Regions from separate parts of the Homo sapiens genome. Here all the other regions are linked to region 1. Evidence: read pairs that join two places in POLR2A ChIA-PET (ENCODE). Cell type or tissue: A673. All regions are shown on one strand. Links, peaks and the distances in the headings refer to the core of each region. The heading gives the core; the rest is flanking DNA.

Region 1 (7,963 bases), core at 1,550-6,549:
GATGTAATTCACATATCATGATACCAACTTTTAAAAGGAGTGTAGTTCAGTAGTTGTTCGTGTATTCACAGAGTTGGCAACCATCTTCACCATCTAATTTCAGAATGTTCTATCATCCCAAAGAGAAGCCCCATAGCCATGACACCCCATTTCTCTTGACTCCTAGTCCCTTACAACTACTAGTCCACTTCCTGTCATGATTGACTTGGGTACTCTGGATATTTCATATAAATGGAATCATACGTTATATGTTGTGTCTGGCTTCTTTCACTTAACGTAATGTTTAAAGGTTCATGCACGTTGTAGTGTGTGCTAGCACTTCATTTCTTTTTTATGACTAAATAATATTCCATTAAAGAGATATATACCACATTTTGTTTCCTCATTTTCTAACTTTTCAGTAAGAATTTAAAAAAACACACCAATACAATATGCTGTCTTTTAACATGCTAGCCCTAACATGGTAATGCCTGGAATATTGTCCACGAATTTCTCTGGTGTTTCTTTGGTGACTTGTTTACTTCCTCAGTGATGTTGCACTGTTGTGTTCTGACCCTGTCTGAGTCCTGTCTGTTCTCTGGCTTGAGAGTGGCTTTGACTGAGCTTTGGGATAGGACTGCTGTTGGTCTGCAGTTATCACGTTCAGACTTTATCTGAGATGCGGACTTTGGGCCAGATAAATGCAGGATTTTCTGAACTCACTGGTGAGGAAAAGCATTTGCTACCGCTGGTTCTTCGACAGCATATAACTTTCCCTAAGTCAGGAGTGCGTGTGTGTGGTTGCTGGGTGTGGGTGAAGATAATCAATTTTATGCTTCTGATAACCTTTCAAGATTTGCAGCAAAAGAACTTGGTGGCCCTGAAGACTCTTTTTCCTCTTCCCATTCCTGGGTCTAACAGTTACAGTCATGGCTGTTCTGAAGCTGAGCACTTGGTGGTGTCCATGACTTTAATAACATGTGCTGGGAGCGGTGGCTCACGCCTGTAATCTCAGCACTTTGGGAGGCCGAGGTAGGCGGATCACTTGAGGCCAGGAGTTCGAGACCAGTCTGGCCAACATGGTGAAACCCCGTCTCTACTAAAAATACAAAAATTAGCCGGGCTTGGTGGTGGGCACCTGTAGTCCCACCTACTAGGAGGCTGAGGGAGGTGAATCGCTTGAACCCAGGAGGCGGATGTTGCAGTGAGCAAGATCTTGGCATTGCACTCCAGCCTGGGTGACAGAGCGAGACTCCGTCAAAAAAAAAACAACAAAAACAAACAAACAAAAAACAAAAAAAACCCTAAACAGTGCTGGGGACAGGCACCACAACTTAACAGGGCATCTGCCCTGTGAAGCCACAGAGGTAGGTGGTGGGTGTCTTGAGGTGGGGGGAGAAAGGCAAGATTGCTGCTGGGCAAAGTGGAGACAGTGAGGTTCAAGCCACCATGCGTCCCAGCAGGTGTGGAGGTCACACCACTCAGCAGGTGGAGGATGCACCGTCACCCACTGTGAGGCAGGGACCTTCCTGTGGGTTCACAGAGGAGCCCTCCAGCAATGGAGTAACACTGCAGCTGGCTGCTCTGCTCAGGGTCGCAGCCCAGGGTAGAGTGGAAGACAGAGGAGCAGGCTGGTGAGGACAGGCTGCTGAAGGCTTCCACTTTAGTCTTCACATCTAACTCGGGGCGGCTTCATAGCAGGGAGATAGTCAGCAAGAACTTCCAAATCATTTTCAAAGTCTATCAGGAACATTTCTGGCTCAGAATCTCACGCTCCCTCCTTTCCAGAGCTACGTTCCTTTGTATTTTCTATAGAAGCAGACGTAGGATCTAAGCATATGTCTCTGAGGGTGCCTGGACTAAGAAATCCAGGAGATTCAGTGAAGAATTGTGTTATGTTTTTTTTTTTTTTTTTTTTTTTTTTTTTTTTTTTTTTTTTTTGTCGTATGCTTGGCAGAGAGCAGGTAATTGGGCCCATCATTATTTAGGGCTAAAAATTTGTTGATTTGAGATTTTTTGGGATTGGCTAAAACCTACTTCAGAACAACATGGGAAGGAAAAGAAAAGCTATCTTTGTTTCAGGAATGCCGGGCTTCAGCTTCCCTGGTGAGTAAATGAAGAAACTGCCTGCGACTGCTTGGCCTCAGACTGCCTTGCGAAGGCTCCTTCTGGCACAATTTGGGCTTTGAACTTCTCCCTTAATTTCTGAATCTGTGTTGTGATAATTGGCTTTGGAAAGGTTACGAGAGGTTGACTCTGGCCTGACACGGAGGCTCTAGCCAATGCCAGAGAGGTAGGCTTGGTGCCAGAGCTCACCTCAGACCCACATCTCCAGGGAGTGACAGGAACAGAAAATCAGCCAAGCTACTGTGACCCAGTCGTTCAGCAAATGTCGGAGCGTTGCAATGCCTGCCCCCACCCTACCCCAGAGCAAGGCTGGGCACCTGAACACTGTGTGGGGTACTCTGCGTCTGTGCTCTGGGGAAGGGGGCTGTGAAATTCACCTGGAGATCTGTTTTAAGACCTGCGCTTTCGAAATGCTCTCAAACTCTTTTATCAAGACAGTACAGCTTGGACAAATGTCCACAATAGAGAAGCAGTGACATCCCTTGGACCTCCGGGAACAGCAGCCCTGTCTGTCTCTGAACGGGCCTTCCTCCCTCAGGCTCCTCTCACCCCTCGGGGCTGCCCTCAGGGGAGGATGGCCTCACCCAGTGAAGGTTAACTGGGCCCTTTGTTTGCAAATGGCAGGACAGGAGCTGGTGCTAGCTGATCATGAGGCTTTTTACAGCATCAAAGTGCTGCAGTTTACTAAGAAATCAGGAAAGCATATTCCAAAACAGGGTTGTCTTCTAGGAAGGAACAGAGAGGACTCTGCCTTTCTACTTTCAGGCATCCAGCCCTGTATGCTCCACCAGGGTATCTGTGAGGAGAGGCAGCGTGAGCAGGCCCAGTGGAAGCAGGGATGGAGAAGGAGGGGTCTCCCATAACTCACTGCAGATGCTGAGTATAATTAAAATGTGAATTACATGTGTCTAACATGGTAAAGAGGCTCAGGTAACTGAGCGAGGTTTTCTCCTTGAAGGTAGAAATGTCTGTGTAAGGAGGTCATTCCACCTTTTGGGCTACCTTTAAATGAGTGTTTTTGAAGTGGTATTCTTTAAAAAAAATTTTTTTAAATGCAATCTGTCCTTGTTCTCTTTAAAGCAAATATCTACAGAGATGTTTATCACATTATCATACCTCTGGTTGGAAACAATATTTTTGACTTGATGGATTTTATATTTTCACTATTAGAAGCTACTCCTTTATTCCCAAGTATAAAATTCTAGCTTCAAAGTAAATGCTTGGCCAATCAACACCAAATAAGGCAGGAAAAAAAAAAAAAAAACGCAGAAAACTCACAAAGCCTCAGATTATAAGGGGCCTAGTCAGGTTTCAGAAACTCTAGTCCAAACAGGCATTCCTAACCTAGCCCAGGCAGCTCTTACCTCAGGCACTTAGCAACGCGCAGGCCTTTTGAATTTGCTTAAAACTATTAAGAAGTAATTAAGTAGTTAGAGGGTCTTTTTCAGCCCTGAGGTCCAGGAGGTGGGCTAAATGAAAGAAAACAAGCGCAATCGCTCAGCCTTGTCTTCCTTCTAGCTGACCTTGCACGCTAATAAATTCATCCTGTATTTTTCTGCTACTGCCAATTTATGGCCTACAGGAAACTAATCTTGTACAATAACTACCTTCCTGTACTTAGTTCCTAAATAGAGCCAAATGGATTTGGTGGCGGAAGAGCTCCCCAGCACTTCCTGTGAGGCAGTTGCTGAGCCCAGCAAGATCTGATAGAGGCTTGATGCGCTTATCGACTCTGACGATATAATTATGTTCTTGTTTTGGCTGCCCTGCACTTAAGCACAGAAAATAAAAAAGCAATCCTCTGTACAACGCCTACCACAATGATTTAAACTTCAAACTGGAGGGTAAGATGTGTATTTGAAACAAGCCACGTAGGCACAGTTATGGTGAATTTAGGGAGTGAAACACACAGGTGATCAATATTTCACTGGAGTCTTTGATATAAAATATATATCTGCTCTGTGATTTCAAAATATTCACAAAGGAGTAAATTTTTTAATGAGCTAATGAAAGAACTGTGTTTTCATTTCAAACGGGAAGAGAGGGAGAAAGAGAGAGAGAATAGAAATATAGAGCCATTTCTTCAGTAATAGTTTACAACCAGTTTGCCACAGGCTTGGATTAAAGTAAGGAAAGGCTGTCAAAACGCAGGGTAACCTGTGTGATATCTTTTCAGACCCTCAAATAGCTCAAATACTACGCTGGGAAAACTCAGAGTTTGTCCTTTAAAGAACCTGAAAGTGTTTAATCTTTGATAAGTGCAGGCTCCTCAGGCTTTGCCGCTTCCCCACACCGGATTTGCCTGCCACTCACCCATACCGATCTGATGACTTCATGTGGACACGGATCGGTCCCGTATGACAGCGTCTTCTTCCTGTGCTCATTTATTCTAGAACTATAGCAAAGCTGCTAATGCAAAGGGAAGCCTTCTACAAAAAGGATGAAGAAATCACCCTGACCAAGAGACCGAAGCAAAGATGAAAGGAAGGCATAAATAATCGCAGCTCGGGTCCGATGAGACTTATTGCTGGGGCTTTCAGACCTAGAGAGGTAGCAGGGGCGGGGTGGGGGTGCCTGTACGCGGGGGCGGGGTGTCCCACCCAGTTGACCTGGATTAGAGCCCATGGGGCTGCATTCCGGGCTTCCGTGTTTCCCAAAGTTATGTGGTGGCGGGGGGCCTGGCTGTTAAGGATCTGGGGATGTGGTTACCTATGGCCTCTGAGGGTGACACCAGCTGTCCAGCACTGTGAAATCAAACAATGGTAGTGGGCCAGAAAGATGGCTTAGCTTCCTCCTGAGTATGAGCAAGTTTCCGTAACTGTGAATCATCCTTCCCCAACCATAAAAGTGGGCATATTAATACCTGTCTTGTAAGAATCCTGTGAAGATCAGGGATAACAAATGCAACTTAATAAAAGTAACCTGTTATGTGTTGGCTGGTGATGCCATAAATGTATTTTGTAAAATCTTTATAATGGTGACTAACCAATATATTATTATTAATAGCAATAGGAGTATTGTCTGATTCAAAGGGCGCATTTAGATTGTGGTAATTCTGTGTGTGGCTGGATGGGAGACTGGAGGGGGCTGGAGGTTTTAGGATGAGTGGGACAGGGATTATTAGAAGTGGCTAATAAAGAGATCAAAGAAGTAACTTTGTTCCTAATTTTTAAAATCATCATTCTACCTCACTCTCCTAAAAGTGATGAGGATCATAATATTTATGCCTTACGTTTATACAGGACTTTATACTTGAATATCCCTTTTACATCTCTGGTCCGTTTTAGAAATTTGAGCCTAAACATGGGAAGCAGAAAAAAAGTCAATGTGGAAAAGCACTGTGCCCATCCCAGTTTGGCCAGAATGATTTCAGATTGTTATCAAGAAAGGGAATAGCGGCAGCATGGTTTGGTTTTCCTCTCTCAAGAGGACTGGACACAGGGAAGGAACAGGAAAAAACCTCCTGAGCAAAGCAAGGTTCCAGAACAGACTAGTTCAAAGCCTACACATGGTTAGTGCTCCGTGGAGGTGCCAGCTCACGGTTGGTGCACCGTGGAGGTGCCAGCTCATGCTTAGTGCACCGTGGAGGTGCCAGCTCACGGTTAGTGCACCGTGGAGGTGCCAGCTCACGCTTAGTGCACCGTGGAGGTGCCAGCTCACGCTTAGTGCACCGTGGAGGTGCTGACTCATGGTTCGCGCACAGCAGAGGCTCTGCGTTTTGGGATTCGTCTGTTCTAATTGTAGCCTTTCACTTACTGCCCTAAGACTGGCATGGAAACTATGTCTTTGAGTGATGAAAGGGCATCCGGTGTGTGGAAGCTCCTTGCAGAGTTTCTCCATATTGTCTCCTTGATAGAATGTAGCTTACTGCTGGCTTGCTTTGCACATGGCAGTCACTCGGTGCATGCTGGTGGAATAATTGAATGGAAGCTCCAGGGCCATCACCTGCACACAGTCCCCCGGAGGCCCTTTCTTCTCTCATATCTCAGCTTCCCACTGCTCAGCTTGATGTCAGGGAGACATCCTTGGTCTCCAGGAGGTGAGAGGGAACAGAACACTAACACCCCAGTGAAACACAGATTGACTTATTGTTTAGCAGCAACCAGGCAGGCATGGGCTCCCTCCCCGCTGCCAGCATCCACACGCACCTCCTCCGTAGCCATGGTAATATTTCCCACATGCCACAAGTCCGTGACATGGTCCTAATGAATAGAATGCTTTATGTTTAGCCCCAAACGTGGTCATTATCCATATATTTGAAAGAAAAGGCTCAAACAAAAACAAGGACGCCTGATGCGAAGCTCCCAGCCTGTGGGTTCTTTGCCATGGGCCTATTGGATGGGAGGTTTGGGCTGCAAGACAAGCTGTGACTTTACCTCCTTGAATGTGCTGATTCTAAAGAGTCGATTTCAATCTAAGGAAGGACATTGGGGGGATTGGAAAAAGTGAAGAGATTGTACAGAAGCTCACAGCTAGCAGGTGATGGAGGCTGAGCCCAGGAGTGCTTTTTCCACTCTCCCAGGCTGCTTAAAAAATAAATTGTATTTGAATGTGCTCACATTAATTTTGCTACCAGTTTACTGTCGTCAAAATAGTGTCAATGAATGCAAGTTCTTAAAAGACCTGCAAGTCCCACCTGGGAGGTGGGGCAGCACAGGACATGAGGAGTTGGTGGTGAATGAGAATTTGAGAATGTTCAATTCATCCCTCATTAGCCATGTGATCTCAGGCAGCCCGCTGATCATTTCTGTGTCTCAGGTTCCTACTCTGTGAGGGAGAGAGAGAGAATAATTGCACCCCCTTTGAATGTAAGCATCTCCCTTAGGAGATGAATACACACGGTGGAGTGACAGTAGCCAAGTTTTTTTTTTTTTATACTTTAAGTTTTAGGGTACATGTGCACAACGTGCAGGTTAGTTACATATGTATACATGTGCCATGTTGGTGTGCTGCACCCATTAAGTCGTCATTTAACATTAGGTATATCTCTAAATGCTACCCTCCCCCCTACCCCCACCCCACAACAGGCCCCAGTGTGTGATGTTCCCCTTCCTGTGTCCATGTGTTCTCATTGTTCAGTTCCCACCTATGAGTGAGAACATGCGGTGTTTGGTTTTTTGTCCTTGTGATAGTTTGCTGAGAATGATGGTTTCCAGCTTCATCCATGTCCCTACAAAGGACATGAACTCATCATTTTTTATGGCTGCATAGTATTCCATGGTGTATATGTGCCACATTTTCTTAATCCAGTCTATCATTGTTGGACATTTGGGTTGGTTCCAAGTCTTTGCTATTGTGAATAGTGCTGCAGTAAACATACGTGTGCATGTGTCTTTATAGCAGTATGATTTATAATCCTTTGGGTATATACCCAGTAATGGGATGGCTGGGTCAAATGGTATTTCTAGTTCTAGATCCCTGAGGAATCGCCACACTGACTTCCACAATGGTTGAACTAGTTTGCAGTCCCACCAACAGTGTAAAAGTGTTCCTGTTTCTCCACATCCTCTCCAGCACCTGTTGTTTCCTGACTTTTTAATGATCACCATTCTAACTGGTGTGAGATGGTATCTCATTGTGGTTTTGATTTGCATTTCTCTGATGGCCAGTGATGATGAGCATTTTTTCATGTGTTTTTTGGCTGCATAAATGTCTTCTTTTGAGAAGTGTCTGTTCATATCCTTCACCCACTTGTTGATGGGGTTGTTTGTTTTTTTCTTGTAAATTTGTTGGAGTTCCTTTCTGAGCTTTCAGTTTCTCATGGCCCATATGAGATAGTAACGGTACTCACTTCCCCAGACTATTGCGATGATGGCACGCGATGGGGTGAGTGGGAGGTTTATCACACAGAATAAAT
Region 2 (7,963 bases), core at 1,433-6,432, 76 kb before region 1:
AGTTGCACTGATCCTATCACCAAATTTTAATCCTTTTATGACTCGGCTTTGCATAAAAATTTCATTTGCCCTAGAGTGTTGAAACCTCTTTCTTCATCTAGAGACTTGTACTGACTCTTCAAGACAACTCTACCATGTGTCAGGAGAAGGAAAACTGGAAATATCCAGTGAATGCTTCCAATGACTATAATGCAACCTGATTTCAACTCACCTAAACAGAGCTAGTGACCCACTTCTCCAGATTCTCAAACCACTCTGCTTACCCTTCTGTTACGGCACCTTCCAAGTTTCACTGTATTATCTGTTTATCTGTGTTTCTCCCACGAGGGGGCTCCTTGATGGAAAGGATCACATTGCAGACATGGTAGCTAGCAAAACTGTGTTACTGTAACCGCTGAGCAACTCTGTTCAGACATTTATCTACCTCTCATTCCATATTCACACACCTCTGAGAACTAAGTGCTATTAAGAAAACTGAAGCTCAGAAAGGTTAAACACCTTGCTCAGGGTCACAACTAATAAGCAGTGAGTCAGAATTCAAAGCATTTATTCCAATTCCAGCTCTTTCCTACTGTGTTTTAGTGAACCTAACACAATACACGACACATAGTAGTAGGTACTCAACAAATATTTGTTGAATATTTGAATGAATGCATTTGTCTTGTATACATCTAGAACACTCGCAGGCTAAGAGACTAGGTTGCCTTGAATGATTGTATTCTATATTTGCACAATTTCTTCAACAATTACGCTGTTTTATTGGCTTTATGAAGGCATAACATTGCTCAGAGAAGTAAAGTGCATTCGTTGAATTATAATAAGTGACTAAAATTGAATCCCAATGGTTCTCTGATATATGTATAGGAAACCTTTAACTATATATAGCAGAAAAGCCAAAACAACAATGGCTGGAACATATATAATGTTTTATTCTCTCAGATGAAACTAGACAGATGTGGGCATTCCAAGGCTGGCACGGGGTTTCCATCACTTCCCAGGACCCACCTTCCCACCGTCATTCAGCTTTAGCATTTTCAGTGCACACCTTTCTGTCTTCAAGGTGCCTCATAGTCCAACGTGGCTCCTGAAGCTCCAGCCATCACACTGGCTTTATCCACAAGAAAGGTGAAAGGGGAAAGTATAAAAATGGGTGCCTCTGCTGGGCGAGTCAGCTACTTTATAAGTGAGTCTTCCACTTAAGTCTTGTACGCTGCATATTTGAAACACCTCACTGAGAACATTTCCTTTCTCCATGATTGATTTCTGCGACTAATTTCTATTGCATTCTCCTCCTCATCCGATATGCTTCTGGATACTGGAGATCGAGTGGAGAGGAAGCCTGAGTGCCTGGACTTATAAGGCCTTCTTCTGGTGATCAGCAAGTAAAACAAATATGAAACACAAGATGAAGATAAGAACCGGGAGGAATAGCCCAGGCGTGGGGGAGAGAAGGCTGGTTTCCAGGGGATGGTCAGAGGCGGCCTCTCGGAGAAGGCAACACTTGATCAGAGTTCCCAAAGGGCCTACTGTGGGGACCTGAAGGAAGAGCAGCGCAGCAGGTGCAAAGGCCCCGGGGTGGAGGCATACTTGACATGGTGGAGACCAGGAAGGAGGGCCACGACTCGGTCCCTCATCTCTCATTCCACTTTTTAACAGTTCTCTATTTAGAACTCCCATGTTTCAATGAGAACCTATTATAGAAACAGTCTATCAAAGTCTTGCCATTTAAGGGTGATCATTAAGAGCTTTGCTTTACTTCTTCACACAGAGAAGGGGTGGGAGAGGAGGAAGGACAGTGTGAAGCAGACAGACAGAAACTCCCCTTTGGCTTTGAAGGTGTATTCTTTGGGGGTGCCGACATATTCCACAAGACAAGGCAGGGCACAGGGAGGCTGGGCGTTCACGTAGACAGTGTGTCTTCCAGCAGAAGGTGTGCGTGACGCCCGCCTGCACAGGAACGGGTGCAAGCACTCAATACCTGGTTTCTATCGGGGCACTGCCTGGGCTCTGCTGTTTCAACAATGCACTTGGCTTCTTCCATGACCCAGAGTTGCTGCAGAAACCACTGCTGAGAGTACGATTGATTCTCTGTATGCCGACGTGTCCAAGGACAGTTAGTAGGAGCGGAGGTTTCAGGGCATCAAGGAGTACTGTCCTTGCACACGGGCAAGGTACTGATAAGCTGTTGTCTGAAGCCCGAGAGCCGGTGCACCCTGCCGTGACCAGGCGCAGCTCTGTGCTGCAGGATAACGCGAGCTATCTCATCACTGTCTCATCACTCAAAAGGCTTCTGATGAAGGCCGTGGCTGAATGGGTTCGGTCTCATGCTAACAAAATCTTGATGCGGATGCACCCTCCATCCCATGTTTAAGATCTTTAATTTTATGGGTACGAGTAATAAAAAATAATCAGGCTGTGTATTTTCTGTATCCACTGATATAAATGTTGGCATCAGCATTATTATAATCTTAATTACCATCATTGGTTACACGTGCTAAAAATGTTCACGCCGTCTAAAAGAAAATAAAAACAAGCGGCGGCAGGACCCCTGCTCTCACACAGTAAAGGGCAATAAACATTTATCGACATGCTGAGGAGAGGAGATTGTCATATCCTATTAAAATAACCAAAGATAAGGTTTTAAAGAATTCAACCTGTCGGGCTGTCTTTTCATACGAAGGCCAGAGACTTCCCGGAAACCGCGATGTCCGCAGTGGCGTGGTAGGATCTGGTTGGTAACTGTGCACCGCGGGGTATGTGAGCGCAGGCGCTCCCGGAGCAGCGACACAGACCTGTTCATTTGAAAGGCATTAGAGGAGAAACTCCTGCGGTCAGCCTTGCCAACCTCCTTTGTCCCCGTGGATGTGTCTGGACACCCTTCATCACCCTCCCTCGGGGGACGGGAAGCCTCAGTTAAGAGCGAGGCCCAGTGCCCTCCCTCCAGGAAACCCCATAACCTTCACTTCCAGGGTAAGGGGCTTCGTCTACACAAGCTCCACCCGTCAGCCCCAGCAGCCTTTGAGCTAGAGCTGGCGGAGGGCACCGCCTGGCTCTGCTTCTCCTCCACCGCCCTGCCCTTCAGAGAGCCAGGCCAGGGAGTGGAGGCATGAGGGGCGAACCCTAGGGGCGTTTGCCTGGGATTCTGCTGTTGGCCTCCCTGCTGGGTGTGGCTGAGGCCCGATGCCCACTGCTGCATGGCGCCACGGCAGCCCTTGCCCCGCCACCCCATCCACAGCCCTAAGGAGGCTTCCTCAGCCGCTCTGTGGAGCTTTCGAGGATCCGCTTGAAGATGTCAGCACACTCCTCCCTGGCCGGCAGCCAATAGTTTGTTTATTGCTCTCAAAGCACACTCACACTCTTTCCTCCCGTCCAGTCCATTTTCTGAAAACACTGAGCTCTTGGCTCACGGTCAATGCCTTCTGCTTTTATCTGCTCGGCCTGAAACAGTGACGTCCAGCCAAGAGGCCAGAGCTAGGGCTCCTCCGATGCTCCTCCGATGCTCCAACGGTGGTGGCCCTGCTCCTCGATGAGGCCGGTTCCCGCAAGGCCGATGCTTAGGCATTTCAGAGAGATGCACTCTCCCTCTTCTTATCGCTTTCCCCTTCTGCTTTATTAAAATTAGGTGACTTTTCAAGACTCCATGCAAAAGGTGGCATGCATAGCTCTGGCCATGCAATAGAAACTAAAGTAAGGTTCCCGTGTATAATCCAATCACACAGCTGCCCCGCCTTGGTCTCACACCAGGTCTGCAAGATGGCAGCCCCTTTGGTTTGCCCTCCAGCCTTCTCTTAAGTCCTGGAGCCGCTCTGGTAATTGAGCCTTCCTTCTGGCATCCTCTGGAAGGCTAATTGAATACAGCAGGAGGCAGTCACAGAGCTTTTTAGCATTTCTACTTCCTTTCATTTGCACACTTTTCCAATAGGAAGCAAAGCTACTCAATTCAGGAGAGAACTCCCCTCTCTTCCTACTTAACCTTTCTCCTGCATACACAATCGGGCTACTCAAAGGTATGCTGTTTCCTTTCCGCTAAAAGTTTCCTCCTAATTACCTCGAGGCATCCAGGTGTGGCTGAAAATATGCTCAACCCCGGGTGTAAATATCTGCACCTAAGGGCAGTGAGTAGCAGAGCAAAACAGCTTGTGCAGGGCGCAGTGTGCTTAAAACAACCTGCAGCTATTTATCGGGTGACTCAGACAGGATGCAGGGGCCAGATGGTTAGCATCTTGCAAAGGCTGACGGGCACTTTCATTTGATTGTTTAAGAATAAGTTCACACCGGAAAGGGGATTTCACACGTCCTCTTCCATTCTGGATTTTCAGTGTTTCATTAAGCTACTTTATAAACTATTATCTTGGAGAAGAAACAAAAAAACTTTTAATTATGTTTCCTTTGCATTGGCGGTCAGGCAGACAGATGAAATTTTTAATTATTGAACTGCTCCAAGGTGTGCCTGTAAGTATATCTAAAATATGTCTTGAAATAGTTATTGTACCTTTTTCTAGAAAATGATAACTTCTATGTTTTCTTTGTAAAATAAAAACCCACTTGTGACTGGTATACAAGGAAGAAGCTGACCTGAAGCTGTCTAAATAATAAAGGCAAAACTAGTAGACCCCCAAAAACGATAGAGCTCACTCTTCTCTGTCTCTGGCACGTGGAGAAGGCATGAAACTATCAAAGGCCCCAGGAATTGAACTTGGGAAAACTTGGTTCAAGTCGGGTGGGGCAGTGGGCAAAGGGTTGATGTTGTTGAATGTCATGGACTTCATAATCAGTAGGCATAAGGATATGATCGCTTAGATGTTTAGCGTGGCAGTGAAATAGTAAAAGTGCATAAAGGTAGTCTTTAAAGAGTGAGCGAAGCACCATGCCGGGTAGGTATTGAAGCCATGTCAGTTACTAAGCTGAACATCAACAATTTGCTTTGGTGCTTTGGCACATACCTAAAATTGTCAAGTGAGTCCTTTATTGAAAGGTAAGGATGCTTGTTGTCTAGTTTCTTTGGATGTTTTTATTTGGAAAACCTTGGGTGAAGTGTCATTAAATAATATATGATACTGCTTTTCCTTCTTTCCTTCCTCTTCCCCTTCTCCTTCCTCTCTCTCTTCCTTTCCTCTTTCTTTCTTGACAGGGTCTCACTCTTTCACTCAGGCTGGCATGCATTAGGTGCTATCAGAGCTCACCACAGTTTCGAAATGCCAGACTCAAGGGATTCTCTCACCTCAGCCTCCTGAGTTGCTGGGACTACAGGCATGCACCGCACCTGGCTAATGTTTAAAAATGTTTTGGCCGGGCGTGGTGGCTCATGCCTGTAATCCCAGCACTTTGGGAGGCCGAGGCGGGTGGATCATGAAGTCAGGAGTTTGAGACCAGACTGGCCAACATGGTGAAACCCCGTCTCTACTAAAAATACAAAAATTAGCTGGGCGTGGTGTCACACGCTTATAATCCCAGCTACTTGGGAAGCTGAGGCAGAAGAATCGCTTGAACCTGAGAGATGGAGGTTGCAGTGAGCTGAGATCATGCCACTGCATTCCAGCCTGGGCAACAGAGTGAGACTCCATCTCAAAAAAAAAAATATTTTGTAGAGATGGGGTTTCTTTTGTTGCCCAGGCTGGTCTTGAACTCCTGGCCTCAAGCGATCCTGCCCACCATGGCCTCTTAAAGTGCTCGGATTACAGACGTGAGCCACTGTGCCTAATAATGCTTTTCAAATGTCAACATGCACACAAATCTCTCTGGCGATCTCGTTAAAATGCAGAGTCTGATTCAGGAGGTTGGGTGGAGATTGAGAGCCTCATTTCTAACCAGCTCCTGGGTGATGCTGATGTTGGGCTGGGGCACGCATTTCGGACAGTGAGGGGTGGGTGATGTGAAGCAGACAGTAGACAGGAAATGCATGTTGAGAAGAGGAGCTAAATCCTGAAAGTCAGTGGCCCTCACCTTATTCGTTCTTCCTCAAACTCTGCCTTACCCAGGGGGCACAGTAATACGCCTTACAAGTCCTGAGGTGGAACAGGAGGATGGACTCACAGACATGGCAGGAAGGGAGCTGGGAACCAGAACTGTCTGGGCTCTGAGGCTGGAGTGCTGAGGGCCTCCGCCCTGACTAGGGGTGTCTGGTGGAGGATCCAGCACAGACCCACTGGCTGGAAGGATCCCTGTAAAATCCCTGAAAGAGAGGAGGAGCCTCACCCCAAATGAATGCCTCTTCTCTAGGCCTCTCTGCAGCCACCCATGCATGCCAGAGGTCCATGCAAGATTTGCCTTCTGGAGCTTGGGGAGAAGTAACCAGAAGTCATGTAAACATCATGGTCTTGATTCTTTCCCTTCCTGCTGATCCTGTCTCACTCCAGTGTGGCCCTCAATGACTTTCCTTCTCCTTTTCTGCAAATGTACCTGACGGCTTGCCAGACAGAATTTCCATGCTTGGTTAGAAAGGACGATGCAGCTGAGATGTGAGATATTTATTGCCTCTCGACTGGAGTTTGTGTGACACCGCACCTTTCATCCGCACGTTTGTCTCCCATCTCATAAAGGTCAGAGTTCTCATCTGTGCACCGCTCTCTTGCTTGACACCCCTTCCCCAGGTGCCCTCATCCCCCCATGACTTCAGCTCCCTCATCTACATCCTCAACTTTGACTTCCACCCTCACATCCACTGCTGCCTGCGCGGCAACTCCCAGGGCTGTGCCATGGATGCCCCATGCCTAGCTTCTCAAACAGAAGGTCTCACCCTGCCATGGCCTGCTCCTCCTGCTGAATCTAAGCCCCACTCAGCCATTGCAGCCAAACATACTCTGCCTCTTCCGAACAAGACCTGGGCTGGCATCTCACAAGATCGCATGGCCTGAGTCCATCTGCATGCCGATGGCACTCAAATCCACTCTGCATCTCCACATGCCTAGCCTGCACATGCCTCAAAACCAACATGATCAAAGCGTGGTCTTTCCTGAACAGACCCACCCAGCCCACCCCTAAGGTGCCCTCCCACCAGCCTTCTCTGCACCGATAAACGGCACCACCAGCCGTCCACACACTCAGGCCAACCAGCCGAGCACTCGCCAGGACTCCTCCATCTCACAGCCCACATTCCATCCTTCAGCAACTCTGTCGCCTTGACCTCAGAGCATATCCCGGTCTCAGTCCAACCTCCTCTCATCCCTTCCCCTGATAGAAAAGTCGCCATCCTTTCTTGCTTGGGCTACACAGCAGCCTCCTAAGTGGCCTCCCCCTGGCATCCTTCCCCTCATTCCACTCCATTCTCCCTACTACAGTGCAGCGTCAGCCAGTTCAGATCCCTCCCATGTCTTCCAGCACACTTGAAGCAGAATCTGCCCTCCCTTCCAGGGTGCACAAAGGCCTACTGTGTGTCACGTCCATTCGTGCCAATATTGCACATCCATTCACCTTTAAATGTTGTTGGGCTGAGGGTACGACTGGGAAAGGAGAAAATAAAGATCTAATTTTGATTAGGCGATTCATGTTCACACAATCATTTGAACTGAAAATGCCCATCTGAATGCCCACACAGACGTCATCTATATGAATTGGTATAATCAGCACATGAGAATAAAAGTCCTTGCCTGCACTTTCCTCTTTTCCTTTATAACAGCAGTGCTCGCACATTCAATTCCGGCACGGTCACCTCTGACTCGCTCGTCACTGCCGCTTGCCATCACAGGTGTTTCCTGGTCAGTCACTGTCCACTGGCTGCATCCCATGGTGCAAGCTCATTCTGGAACCTTGTCTTTGAGCTGCTTCCTCTCGTTCTATCTTCTGCAGATACCACTCCTCTGTGGTCTGGGGATTTTCTCTGCCAAGAACATCATGCAGTTTGGGGGTGCAGTTCCCATTTGTCTCTTGACAAAGGGAAACACAAGTGGATTGAAAGCAAAAACATAAGGGCTCTTTCCCCGAAGCCATTCCTGAATCCTGAAACTGAAAGAGGGGATCCAGAGGA
Region 3 (7,963 bases), core at 1,433-6,432, 240 kb after region 1:
GAGCTCACTCTTATTAATGTGGAAGGAGAGACAGACACTAAGCCAATTAAAGAGGCAAAATACATCAGGTGGTGATAATGTTAGGGATCTAAATAAAGGTGATCAATGAGAAGGAGTGGCCAGATGGAGGTAGAGCAGAGGTGTGGTACGAACTGTAATCTTAATAAGACGGCCAAGTGTGGCCCTACCAATTCAGGGACATTTGAGCAAAGACCAGAGGCAGGTGAGTGAACAAAACATGCATGAATTTCATGAAGAGCTTTGCAGTTGTTCTTATATGGGGATGTTTTACCTCCTAGGGGACTTTTGGCAGTATCTGGGGCACTGCAGTGGTTCTTAACTGGGGATATTTTACCTCCTAGGGGACTTTGGCAGTATCTGGAGACATTTTTGGCTGTCACAGTGGGGGAGGCAGTTGCTGCTGCTATCTAGTAGATAGATCTTAGGGATGTTGCTAAACATTCTACAATGCACAGGGCACTTTCCACAAAACAAAGAATTATCCATCCCCACATGTCAACAATGCCAAGGTTGAGGAACTCTACAGGGTGAATCCGAAACTGACCCAATTATCTCATAGAACTGATGTTTATGGTTTCTTTGAATAAACATAGAAACTGATCCTCCCATCTTAAAACTTGAGAAGGATACATTTTTCTTATCTGAGTTCTTTTCTCAAAAAACAACCATCAGGGCTCCCAGGTAGTATCAGGAGCTGAAACTCACCAGATCACCACATCTGGACAATGAGATTCCAGACCCCTCATCATCACGATCATAATAGCCAAACTGATTGCCTGCCACCTGTTGACCAACTCCTCTTCCTCACTCCTCCCTACTTCCTGTTTTACTACACAAGGTTACATTTCTTCTCTTCTATATAAACCCCTAATTTTAGTCAGTCAGGGAAAGGGATTTGAGACTGATCTCCCATCTTCTTGGCTGCAGCACCCAATTAAAGCCTTCTTCTCTGGCAGTACTCATCATCTCAGTGATTGGCTTTCTGTGCAGCAAGCAGCAGGACCAAGACTGAACCCCTAGTGTTTCAGCAGCAAAATGAGTTTCAATTCCTGAGTCATGGCAATGATTGAGAGAGGACACATGTCTGAATTGAAAACATGACAATAGAGATAAAGAGTAATGGCTGAATTTTCAAAAATGTTTAAGGGGTGGACTCTACAGAATTTGGAACCTATTAGGCATGAGCTACAGAGCAAACGTTTCTGAAAAGACCAACTGGGTGAATGGTGGCACCTCTTTGGGGGCCCCAGACCCCATTACTCTCATGTGCTGGCTCTCCTTCCTTGGTTGTGCTGCCTCTCGGCCTGATACTTCCTGCTCATCACCTGCAGGAGCTCCTCTCAGAGGTTCCTGAGCCCCTGTTGCAGTTTCCCATATTGTCATAGCACCTGGCATGCAGTAGGTGCACAAAAAGGAATTGCTAAACTGAAAGTAGTGGTGGGCAGAGAACCCACATTCGTTTAGGAATGACTCAGAGGGAAGGAATTTGAGAAAGCAAAAGTGAACTCTTCTTTCTGAAAGTGTGATTATTTAAGAAAATAAAAATGTAAAGATACCAATTTTCCAAAATATGTTACTATACAGTGCATACTTTGTCATCTGTTCCTCAGAGGTAAGTGTATTAGTCCATTCTCACGCTGCCATGAAGAAGGACCCAAGACTGGGTCATTTATAAAGAAAAGAGGTTTAATTGACTCACAGTTCCACATGGCTGGGAAGGCCTCAGCAAACTTACAATCACAGCAGAAGGCACTTCTTCACAGGGTGGAAGGAGAGAGAATGAGTGCCAGCAGGGAAAATGCCAGACACTTATAAAACCATCAGATCTTGTGACAACTCACTCACTATCACGGGAACAGCATGGGAGAAACTAACCCCATGATTCAATTACCTCCACCTGGTCCCTCCCTTGACAAGTGGGGATTATTACAATTCAAGGTGAGATTTGGATGGAGACACAGAGCCAAACCATATCAATAAGTATCCAGAAATCTTATAAAAGTGGCTTACTCAATTCCAGATATTATCATAGCAGCAATCAAGCTAATACTCACTAAGCACTTTCCATGTGCCAAAACATAAGCTCCATAGCATGACCTAATTCAGTCCTCACCACAGCCTTGAGTTGGCACCCTCATTACATGCGTGGAAGAAGACATTGCTGGATTTGTGTACTGTTGTAATCTCAGCATCCGGTGGAGGGCCTGGCACGTAGTAGATGCTTAGTATTTCTTGAAAGAAAAAATAAATAACTTTTACAAATGAAACAACTGTGGCTTTAGAGAGATCAAATAATTGCCAAAGATCATGCAGCTGGTAAGTCAAAGAGCATCTCAACCTTCCCTCTGCATAGCTGCTGGTAAAAACATCTTTGACTTAGCTTCTCCGTGTTGGTTGTGGGCCACCCACTTGACTTATTCCAAGCTTTCAAGGTCACAGCTTCCATTTTTAGGGCTGACTACCCCTTTTATGAGGTGTTTTAGGATTTCACCTACAGTCTCGCCCCCACCTCCATGTATTGTAGAAGATCGTGCACTCTCCCTGTAAGTGACATTAGGGCAATTGATCCAGAACCAAAAGTGTATTTGAACCTGCTGAGTCAAGTGCTGCCATCTTCAGGAAGAGAGGCCAAACCCACCTGTCTCCCCTCTTCCTCTTTTGTTCTTTGTTAAGAATTCTGGGAACAATAATTCAAGGAAATCATTTCTTATTTTTTACTGATTTTAGCCTTTTCACAGATAACAGATTATTTCCTTGGACTATCGATTGCAAGATTCTTGAAAAAAGAGCAAATATTCACATGTACCTGAGAGTGCCGTTGGGTAATATTTGTGAAATGACTGTGTTGAGGGACGTTTCATGTGTACTTGAAAACATAAACACGTGGACAACCCTGCTTTCCGTACATGTCTTGCAAACATTAACTCCTTGTTAAAATGTTCACTGCTAAGATTAAAGATTCCTTATTATTTAAAAGAATTACAGCCCCGTTCCACCCAGATAATGAAAGCACATCATCTCATAAGCCTGTTAAAAATGATATAGACAAAGTATTGAAAATGCTTTGCAGGGAACGGCCTTATGCTGGCCCCTTTAGGGATGATTGAGATGAACTAATAGGTTTCTTTTATGTCTAATTTATATGATTCTAATTATGGCCTCCTTTTCATTCCTGTGGTTGTTCTCATCTGCCCACACAAATGTGCTGCACTTGTGACCCAGCATCTCTTCCTTCACTCCACCATAGCAACTTTCTCTTGGGACTTTTCTCAGTGTTTGATGTCAACCCTTTCAGGAAACTACTTGTAAACTGCAGACTTCTCTGAAGCACCATTGTACATTTAACAGAGAAGGAAGAAATCCCAGGTAGAACTCATTTTCTGTGATGTACATTTAAACCCTTATTATGGGTAAATAGAGGGAAATGATACAGAACCTAGGGCCAAAGGAATGTGTTGATTTCTCCATGGAATCCATGATTCTCTTCATTGGTCCTGACTGGATGTGGTATATCACATTCACGTGAATGTTTATGAAATCATCTATTGTTATTGCAGCAAGGATGGAATATATTCTGGACCTAAGACATTTGGTGGCCTTTGCCTCCTATTGAAATTCAAGAAACTTCAAAATGATTTGAATAATGGTGCCAGAAAGAACCATGCAAACCACAGTGTTCTCTGGCTTGTGCTTGGATTGGGGTGAGTGTGTGGGGAAATCATGTGCAAATTTGAAATTCTCTTAGAGTAGATAAGCTTAGCCCAAGATACCACACTTGGAAGAGAACTTCTCAAGCATGGGCACTTATTTCTTCACTTCTCTGTAATCAAACAGCAAGAAGAGAACAGAGCGGACAGATAAAATAGCTGACATCAGGTTGCAGACTCCCCAGGTGTGCAGTGTCCTAGAGACCAGATCCCTGGAAATGTGTTTCTCTGCGCTCTCCAGGGCCTTGTGGGAAAGCCATGATGTGGGGGGAAGGAAGGAAGGAAGGAAGGAAGGAAGGAAGGAAGGAAGCAAGGAAGGAAGGAAGGAAGGAAGGAAGGAAGGAAGGAAGGAAGGAAGGAGGAGGGAGGGAGGGAGGGAAGGAAGGAAGGAAGGAAGGAAGGGGCAGGGGCTGAGTGAGGTGGTGGACATTCTAGCAGTGGGTTCACCTTGTCATTGTCCCATGTTTAACTCAGTGGAGTTTTAAAATCCATTGTTAAGTTGACTACGTGTATCTTTTACCTGCACTGTCTTTGTTTTTATTTATCCTGTATAGTTCTGTTTCCTTTATTTTCTCCTCAGATATTCCATCGTGTCTTACTGCATTTGATTTTCTCCAAAGATTTGAGTAGTGAGGGTGGAGGTGGTGGGCTGGCAGTAATAAGTATACAGCCTTGAAAATCCACACTAATCAAACAATTTTCCTATGTTGTTTGCCTTTTTTGGTTAATAGCAGATGAAATTGACTCAGGAAATACATCTTTACATACACTATTTCATCACTGAAGATTTTTAAAATACTCTCCTGAATGGTGTACACTTTATTACATAAGAACGCTACATCCAAATGGATATTTTTGTGTAAAGCATACCCTGACTTACTGAAACAAGAAAGGAAACAAAACACTCCTGCAAAATATTAAGTGTGTTTTAAGTGTGGCCTGGTTCCTTTGCCCATTAAAGCAGTCTGTCTCAGCAACAAAAGATGGAATCAACACAGAATAGAATTGGAATTATGCATGTCATTTATAATGAACCTCATTATACAAGGAGGTTTAATTCTATTATGAAGTGCTGCAGTTTGCAATCTTATTGCTATTCAGCTTTGAACAATGACAAAGAAAAAAAATCCCCACCCCATGTCAGAGCTAATCTTTTTTAATGCCCACCATTTTGTATTGTTTATATATTTTCCTTAAAGAGAATTTTCCTGCCATGTTCATTCCAGTCAGCAGTGTGCCCCCTTCACCTTACCCATGTGTAGAGTCTCATTTTCAGCTTTCTTAAGAAAAACTAAAGGATTCCATACATGGTTTTGCTTCTGAGAAGTAATGACACGATGGCTACCACCACAGTTTAATCTGACATTATATTTATAAACAAGAAGGTACATTTACCATCCAGTATAAGCCTCTAATTCCATCAGGGGTGTTTATGTGTCCCTTCTTGACAGAATTACAGCTCAATGGGCATTATTTGGCCCAATGCTCCATCGTAGCTGTGTGCATGGCTCCTAGGTTTAATAAGACTATTTACCATCAAATCCTTTTTCTACACATTTTTATTACTCAACAATAAATACAGAGGTGAGGTTCTGTTTGGTGTGTGCATATTTTGAGGCATTTTGGGGCCATTATTTTTAAGCACCAACTCATAAATTCCAGAATATTGTTTTAAATGCTTGAGCATTTCACCCTGGTGTGGCTGTCATTTCCAATATAACACCCTGGAGACTACACATGTCTACTCGGAATGGTTTACCTTGGGTGTTTGTCAACATCATTTATTTATCTGCACCAAGAAGAGTGTTATATTAGGGCTTGTGAAGACATTGAAGAGAAATAGAAAAAATAACCTTTGCTATAGAAGCTAAATTTGTCGGTTGTGTGCTTAAGGAGACAAAGTACTTGCATGTAAATCTAATGCAAGAAGACTTAAAAAACCACAGTTACCTGGAGGTTAATACATGAACAGTGGACCAGATTTCTCCTGTTCTTTCTCTCACCTTTTCTTCCCTTCTCGCCTTCTCCCTTTTTTTCTTCCTCCTGCAAAGTCTGTGAGATACGGGTTGAGATTCCAGCTCCATCATTTACTAGCTGTGTTTGACTTTGGGCAAGGTATTTAAAATCTCTAAGCTTCATTTTCTTCAGCTGTGGAATAAAGACAGTAATAGTTCCTACTCCCTGTGTATGTTGTTACAATTTCATTTATATGAGTTGTGTATATAAATCACAGTGCTTGGTGCATAGTAACCACTCAATAAATGTTAGCTATTATTTACATTACCTCTTTTTCAACCTATTTTCATTTTAATGAAGTAAATAAAAGTATTGAATTGAATCCTGTGTTTCTGGTAAACAAAAAAAGGGAAACAATGTGTTAGAGAGTTTGTATCTGAACCATTTTGCAACAGTCAACAGAGACCTGAGTTGTAAAAAACTCCAGTTGATACAAAATAAACTACGAAAGTGGCTTTAACATATCTGAACACACAATAGCTAAGACCCAAACTGGGATTAGATACCCCACTATGCTTAGCCCTAAACCTCAACAGTTAAATCAACAAAACTGCTCGCCAGAACACTACGAGCCACAGCTTAAAACTCAAAGGACCTGGCGGTGCTTCATATCCCTCTAGAGGAGCCTGTTCTGTAATCGATAAACCCCGATCAACCTCAAATTAGAGACCAATTTGGAGGCTAGCCAGCAATAGCTGATCTGCTGTAACCTTTGCAACCACCTCCCCACTGAAAAATTTATAACAGCACTGGAGTATATCAGGTAATAAAATGGAATGAATTACGAACACATGCCACAACATGTGTGAACCTTGAACACATTATGTTGAGCGAAAGAAGCCAGTCACAAAAGGTCACATATTGTATGATCTCATTTATGTGAAATGCCTAGAATAGGCAAATCCACAGGCAGAAAGTAGATTCTTGGTTGCCAAGGGATGAGGGAGAGGGGATTTGCAGAGTGACCGGTAGGGGTACGGATTTTATTGATGTGGTGATGAAAATTAGACAGTTGTGATGGTTACATGACTCTGAATATACTAGGAATCACAAATTGTGCACTTAAAAAGTGGATTTTGTGGCATGTGAATTATATCTCAATAAAGTTGTTATAGAAAATATATATCAGACAGAACAGGGTCAAGTTCAGAATTCTGAGGCTCTCACTAGAGATTTTACCATGGTTGGATAACTAATGAATTATTTAATGCTATTTTGTCAGATTTATTCAACAGAAATAAATCCAAATAAGCATCCAACACAAACACACATGCATGCACAAAGACTCACAAGGATATGTGATGTGGTGATATTTCTGAAAATGCAGAATGTATCTGATGACCCAAGGCTGATGTCACTGGAGTAGAGCAGTGAACTCAGCTGAGGAGTGGCGAATGATTCCTGCTCACCCTTCTCTCAGAAACTACCTTTCACCTGCGTTTGCTAGTGAAAAGCTCCCTGTAAAGCAAGTCATCTAAATATAATTACAATCATGATGGTTTAGTGCATTTTGAGATGTAAATTATCATGGGAAAGTGCTGAGGATGGTGGCAAATGAGAAGAAGAAGCAAAGGTACCTATGAGCCCCACTTCTGAAAAACGTACTGGTTAGCACCATAGGAAAAAAGGAAATTAAGGTCAAATAAAATTGGAAAGAAAAGAGCAACATTGGCCAGGCACGGGGGCTCACGCCTGTAATACCAGCACTTTGGGAGGCCAAGGCGGGCAGATCACTTGAAGTCAGGAGTTCGAGACCAGCCTAGTCAACATGGTGAAACCCCGACTCTACTAAAAACGCAAAAATTAGCTGGGCGTAGTGGTGCATGCCTGTAATCCCAGCTACTCGGGAGGCTGAGGCAGAAGAATCTCTTGAACCCAGGAGGTAGAGGTTGCAGTGAGCTGAGATTGTGCCACTGCACTGTAGCCTGGGTGATAGAGTGAGACTCCAAAAAAAAAAAAAAAACAACATTATCATGATTGACAAATGATATGAATATCTACACAGAAAATCCTTAATAAATATAAAAGCTTTTCAGATTCATGAGAGAGTCTACAAGTTTCCCAGGTATAATTTCAAAATACAGCAACACCAAAATTCTACAAAATGAAATTTAAAAGGATGTTTTAAATTACACCCAGAATATAAATTATTTAGTCATGGGCTGAATGGTGTCCCTAGAAAAATTCCCATATGGAAGACCTAAATCCAGTATCTCAGC

The links. Peaks named below come from ENCODE experiments on the same cell type or tissue, not always from the same donor. Only the 100,000 strongest peaks of a DNase experiment are listed, where the experiment ranks them.
Region 2: POLR2A ChIA-PET joins it to region 1 with 17 read pairs; 2 of 35 experiments call an interaction of 5 or more read pairs at or near these places.
Region 3: POLR2A ChIA-PET joins it to region 1 with 14 read pairs; 2 of 35 experiments call an interaction of 5 or more read pairs at or near these places.

What each region holds. Positions count from the first base shown.
Region 1 is chr13:109,663,724-109,671,686 of GRCh38, reverse strand. No RefSeq gene overlaps it. Among named protein-coding and RNA genes, the nearest start is that of LINC00676, 61 kb to the left of the region's middle. RefSeq lists an enhancer at 4,945-6,144. In A673, for the core only: no CTCF peak of the experiment used is centred there; DNase peaks (open chromatin) are centred at 3,686 and 4,426; H3K4me3 peaks cover 960 bases; H3K27ac peaks cover 3,909 bases.
Region 2 is chr13:109,740,084-109,748,046 of GRCh38, reverse strand. No RefSeq gene overlaps it. Among named protein-coding and RNA genes, the nearest start is that of LINC00676, 16 kb to the right of the region's middle. In A673, for the core only: a CTCF peak has its summit at 3,876; DNase peaks (open chromatin) are centred at 3,316, 3,826 and 4,216; H3K4me3 peaks cover 730 bases; H3K27ac peaks cover 2,384 bases.
Region 3 is chr13:109,422,566-109,430,528 of GRCh38, reverse strand. No RefSeq gene overlaps it. Among named protein-coding and RNA genes, the nearest start is that of LINC00399, 26 kb to the right of the region's middle. RefSeq lists an enhancer at 6,039-6,562. In A673, for the core only: a CTCF peak has its summit at 2,646 (motif pointing left); DNase peaks (open chromatin) are centred at 2,608, 3,058, 3,908 and 4,608; H3K27ac peaks cover 2,562 bases.